2 separate regions of the Homo sapiens genome follow, and region 2 is linked to region 1. The links are chromatin contacts, found by POLR2A ChIA-PET in ENCODE. All regions are on one chromosome and are shown on one strand. The core of a region is the stretch at or near the end of the contact, and the rest is flanking DNA. Distances in the headings are between cores, read along the strand shown.

Region 1 (2,704 bases), core at 64-2,563:
TGGCGGCGGCTGGGCCTCGAGGCGCTAAGTTATTCTGGTCTCTCGGCGCCTCCGCAGCTGGCGAGCTTTTTATAAACAGGACGAGTCACCCCCCGCCACACACACACGCTCCAGCCCCGCCTACTGGGAGGGGTGGGGGGAGAATCTAGGGGATCAGGACTCTCCTGGGGGCCACACACCCCTGGAGGGTTTGAAAGCTGGAGTAGGGGGAGCAGGAGACCCAAAGTGGGGGCTGGGGTTTCGGGCTCCTCCTCCCTCCCCAAATTCTGACTTCCTTCCCTAAAGATTTGGAGGAATAAAAGATGGACCATCTTAGCTCCCAAAAGGCTCCATCCTCTGAGTTTTGCTTTCCCAGGATGGAGGGAGGGGGTCTCCCAGCCCCCGGGTCTTTGAATCCGAGCTTTGAAGAGCTGGAGGCTTCGGCTCGTGCCCTCCCTGTTTCCCGGGGCATTTACCGCAGGCTTTAAGGGGTTTCCGGGACAGGTCGCTTCTCTGTCCCTGCTAAACCTTTTCTTCGAATTTTCTTCTTGATGACGGGGCGCAGGGAGGGGAGGGGGTTCCCAGAGAGTCCATCAGCCCCTTCCTCCTTTTCTGGGAATGGTGGGGAGGGGAGGCTCTCTTGACCTCTACTTCTTTCTTTTCAAACCTCAGAAACGGGGGAGGGGTGGAGTCTTTACTAGCCCCTCCCTCAGTGGGGGGGTCTTACGCCTCGGGAATGGGACAGGGGTCCCTCTTGACTCCTGTTTATTCTTTGGTATTTATTTTGAACCCCATATATGTGAGGGTATAAAACATCTCTTGGGCCTCGATTTTTCTTTTCTGCAATTGGGAGTCAGGGGCATTTAACAGGGGTCACAGCACCTTGGACTAGACGGTGGCCTCAAGAGTCCCCTACCTGGGGTGGGTGCGGGCGGGTAAGGGAACCGCCCCTCGAAGACCGGGGCTCAGCCAAGGCCTCAGCCTCTCGGCCCTTCAATCTCCCAGATGCCACCATTGGACAAGAGGAGGGCGTAGACAATCTCTGATTGGCTACTTCGCCCGTCGCTCGAGAGCTTAAGCCAGTGAGAGAACGCTGAGGGGCCCCGCCTCCCCGAGGCGGACAGGAGGCGGACGAGAGGCGGAGTCGGCCCCCGCGCCGCTCCCGCCCCTACTGGATGCACACGCTAGGCCCCGCCCCATTTGCACGTCAATCTGCTCAGGAGCCCTGCCCCATCTGGCTCTGCGTGCGTCAATGGGCCACATCTCTACGCGCGGCTCCGCCTCCGGATGGCGTCACGGACTTATCTACATGTGAGGCTCCGCCCCTCCCTTTGCAGGACGTCACGGAGGACTGCAGGGGCCTGAGCCGCTGCTGCCGCCGCCGCCGCGCAGCCCCACATCAACGCACCGGGGTCCTGTCACCGCCACCGCCAAAAAAGTCACCGCCGCTAGGGTCGCCGTTGCATCGGTGCAGGGCAAGGTGAGCTCCTGGGCGGCCGGGTGTGCTCAGGCTCCGAGCACCTGCATAACCTTCATTTGACTGATGGGCTGATGGAGGTGGGGGACGAGGTTGACTAGGGTTGAATGGGGGGAAGGATGCGGCGGTCGCGAGGCTGGGAATGGGTAGGGCCCGGGCGCCCCACTCCTGCCTGATCCTCACCACTAACCCCCCCAACCCCCCTGCTCTGCGGCGGAGGGGGAGGGGAGCCGAGCTCCTTGCGGGAAGCTGTGCGCGCGGGAGGCTTTTGCGTGCGCGTGCGCGTGGTGTGCACACGCGTGTGCGCGCCTGCCTGTGTCAGCGGGTCTGTGTGCACCCTTGCTTGTGTACCTGGATATGCTCGTGTGACGCCGTGGGGGTCTGGGCCTAAGTGTGTGAGCGTTGCACGCGCGTGGAGAAAGACGTGTGGACCGCCTGTGCAGGTATGGCCCGTGCATACAAGCACGGGGATCCGTGTCCGTGTGGGTGATGTGCACACGCCTGCATGGGTGGAGGGGCCTGTGCGCACGGGTGGTTTGCACATTTCTATAGGCGAGTCGGTGTGCAAACAGGTGTCTGTGTCTTTGTCCTGTGCACCTCAGTGCGTTCACACACTCCTGTATGTACGGATGAGCGTGTTTGAGGCTGTGTGCACGTGAGCGTGTGCATGCCCCTCCTGTATCATGTGATGCAGCGGCCTTGGCCGGAGCTCTCCGGCCTGGAGGTTTGCGGGGAGCGGGGGCTGCAGATGCGCGTCCTCGAGGGACCATGCACGCGGTGCACGTGGGGCCGCGCGGCCGGGTTCTGAGGACCATGAAAGATTGATGGGGGGCGGAGCCAGCCGCAGTCACCCCCTCCGGGCTCAGCCCTGGGTTTAGGGTTACAGCCCCACCTGGGGCACCTGCCCCTTGAAGGGGGCTGCTGGGGTGTCCCCATCGGCAACCCTCTGAGCCCCTCCTCTGAAACGCCCAGGATTTCAAGGTCACAGGCTGCCCTCTGCTGGGGGCACCACCAATTAATACTGGGGCTCCTGATGGGATAAGGGTGTCCTCCATACACCGGCCGTTTTCTGGAGCCCTTGCCATCTTCTGCCTGGGCTTGGGCACATGAGGATGGAGAGAGCCCCCCTCACGGCTCTGCTACACCCGGTATCCCCAGATGGCATCCGCCACAGACTCGCGCTATGGGCAGAAGGAGTCCTCGGATCAGAACTTCGACTACATGTTCAAGATTCTCATCATCGGCAAC
Region 2 (2,700 bases), core at 26-2,525, about 31 Mb before region 1:
GGGAAGGGTCCCGCGGTTTGGCTGTTTGGGCCTGTGGCTGTTAGGGGTGGCAGGATAGTGACCCGGGGACAGGACTTGGGGGCACTGTGGGGGTAGAATTTGGAGACAGAGTGTCCCAGGGTAGGATTGCCGAGACACGATGGCCGAGGGATACGATTTTTTTTTTTTTTTTTTAATTTGAGACGGAGTCTCACTCTGTCGCCCAGGCTGGAGTGCTGTGGTGCAATGTCGGCTCACTGCAACCTCCGCCTCCCGGGTTCAAGCGATTCTCCTGCCTCAGCCTCCCGAATAGCTGGGATTACAGGCCCCCGGCACCACGCTCGACTAATTTTTGTATTTTTATGTATTTATTTTTATTTATTTATTTATTTTGAGACGGAGTCTCACCCTGTCACCCAGGCTGGAAATGCAGTGGCGCGATCTCGGCTCACCGCAACGTCCGCCTCCAGGGTTCAAATGATTCTCCTGCCTCAGCCTCCCTAGTAGCTGGGATTACAGGCGCACACCACCACACCCGGCTAATTTTTGTATCTTTAGTAGAGACGGGGTTTCACCATGTTGGTCAGGCGGGTCTTGAACTCCTGACCTTGTGATCCGCCCACCTCGGCCTCCCAAAGTGCTGGGATTACAGGCGTAAGCCACCGTGCCTGGCCTTAATTTTTGTATTTTTAGTAGAGACGGGGTTTCCCCATGTCGGCCAGGCTGGTCTTGAACTCCTGGCCTCAGGTGATCCACCCGCCTTGGCCCCCAAAGTGCTGGGATTACAGGTGTGAGCCACCAAGCCAGGACTTTTTTTTTTTTTTTTTTTTGAGACGGAGTCTCACTCTGTCGCCCAGGCTGGAGTGCAGTGGCATCATCTCGGCTCACTGCAACCTCTGCCTCCCCGATTCAAGCAATTCTCCTGCCTCAGCTTTCCGAGTAGCTAAGATTACAGGCGCCCGCCACCACGCCCGGCTAATTTTTTGTATTTTTAGTAGAGACGGGGTTTCATCATGTTGGACCAGGCTGGTCTCTAACTCCTGACCTCAGGTAATCCGCCCGCTTCGGCCTCCCAAAGTGCTAAGATTACAGACCTGAGCCACTTCGCCTGGCAGGGACCGTATTTCAAGTCCTGCCCTCCCACCAGCGCCTGCGCCCCGCAGCAGTGTCCGGCTCCCTGCCGACGCCCTGGAGCTGGGACGGCCTGGGGCGCTGGTCGGCCGCCTTCCCCCAGAAGGAGGCGTGAGCGGGGCGTGGCCGGAACGTCTCTCTTCGGAGCCGCGCCCCGGGCGGGCACAGTTACGCGCCGCACGGATCATGGCCGCAGCCGCTCTGGGGCAGGTGGGTTCGCAGCCCCGCGCCGGGGTCTGGGAAATAACCGGGGGAGGCGCACTTCCGGGAAGACCACTGGCCTGCAGCCGGTCCGACTCGGCGCCGCTCCTCCCGCCCTGGGGTTCCGCTGCAGGGCGCGGAGGAGGATGGCGCCCTTTGGAAAGGAGCACGAGGCTTTAATGGGGTGAGGGGGAGCAGGTAGACGCGGATGAGGTGGGGCAAGTAATTGGCGGGGAGGTAAAAAAAAAAAAAAAAAGGGAAACATGGTGGAGGACCCTGTAATGAGGGAGGCGTGGGGGTGGGGAGGTTGTGATTTGGGGAGCGGAGCCCTGGGGTGCGGTGGGGCATCAGCCTGTGCGGGAGCTGGAATAAAGGGGCCCAGACCTCCAGGGCCGGGTGCAGGTGAAGGCAGAGTTGGACCTCAAGTCTCAGCTCTGGGAATTGGACTCAAGGTCCTATTTTCTTGGAATGAAAGTTGAAAAAAATAAGAGATGGGGATTGCTGTGCTTCCCAAACTCCTATCTGAAGCTTTGCACCTGGATTGGAAATCGAGGCAGCGTCTCATGGTCAAAGTGACAGATGCTGCAGGCTGGCTGAGACGATCCCTTCTGACTGTGCGATGTCAAACAGCAGCAGCGTTTCCCAGAGTCTATGATTTCAGAGAACAAGGTTTCTCAGTGAGGAAGGAAACAGCCAAAGAAAGGGGTCATTACAAGCCTTCACAGCTGCGGTGTAACCTTGGGAGAACTGTCTGTTAACTTTACACCTGACTTTATTTGAGTCTCTTATCCTAGCTGATGAATGTCAGGGCAGAATTTCACTTTTTTCGGCTCTTAGTGACTGATAGGGATAGTCCTGGGATACCTGGGGTATGTGGGCAATCTGGGCTTTAGTGGTGACACTCCTGGACTGTGGTGGGGCAGTACTGGGCTTTGACAGGTCCACTTGGGACTGATGTGGACCGTCTCATCATGGCACAGTTCTGGTGTCATAGAATGGCCCTGAACTCATGATGGGACATTCCTAGGCTCTGATGAAGATAGAGATATCCTGTAATGGAGATAATTGGGCTGAGTCCTCAGCTGTGATGGGGACAGTCCCGGGGTGTGGAGAGGACAGTGCTGGACCATGGTAGGGACAGTCTGGAAGGTACTGGCCTAGACAGCAACATAGGGATAGTCCTGGGGATTGAAAAAGACAACAATGGGATTTTTTTTTTTTTTTTAATTTCAGACCTGGTGAATAGGAAATAAGCCCTGATATTTGGCAGAGACAATGCTGGTTATAATGGGGAAAAGTGCTGGGCTTTGGATAGGGGACATTCCTGAGCTGTTTGGGACAGTACTTGGCTCTGCTGGGGACCAGTTCTGATAAGTTACAGGCACAATC

Evidence for each region. ChIA-PET counts read pairs that join two places held with the same protein, here RNA polymerase II (POLR2A).
Region 2: POLR2A ChIA-PET joins it to region 1 with 10 read pairs in activated T-cell. The contact joins the promoter of BCAT2 here to the promoter of RAB3A in region 1. POLR2A ChIA-PET finds 5 or more read pairs at or near these places in 2 of 52 experiments (H1 and activated T-cell).

The regions. Positions count from the first base shown.
Region 1 is chr19:18,202,651-18,205,354 of GRCh38, reverse strand. RAB3A (RAB3A, member RAS oncogene family) reads left to right here and starts at 1,313. Exons shown (of 5, transcript NM_002866.5): 1 at 1,313-1,459; 2 at 2,615-2,704. The coding sequence starts at 2,615. LOC102725254 (a long non-coding RNA gene) reads right to left here and starts at 625. Exons shown (of 2, transcript NR_134910.1): 1 at 456-625. RefSeq lists silencers at 1-21, 907-1,296 and enhancers at 677-776, 962-1,256, 1,289-2,071.
Region 2 is chr19:48,809,604-48,812,303 of GRCh38, reverse strand. It overlaps BCAT2 (branched chain amino acid transaminase 2), which reads left to right and starts at 1,275. Exons shown (of 11, transcript NM_001190.4): 1 at 1,275-1,320. The coding sequence starts at 1,297. It overlaps LOC105372432 (a long non-coding RNA gene), which reads right to left. Exons shown (of 3, transcript XR_936017.4): 3 at 1,467-1,960. RefSeq lists silencers at 1-9, 1,086-1,305, a cis regulatory region at 1-196 and enhancers at 1,058-1,352, 1,626-1,695.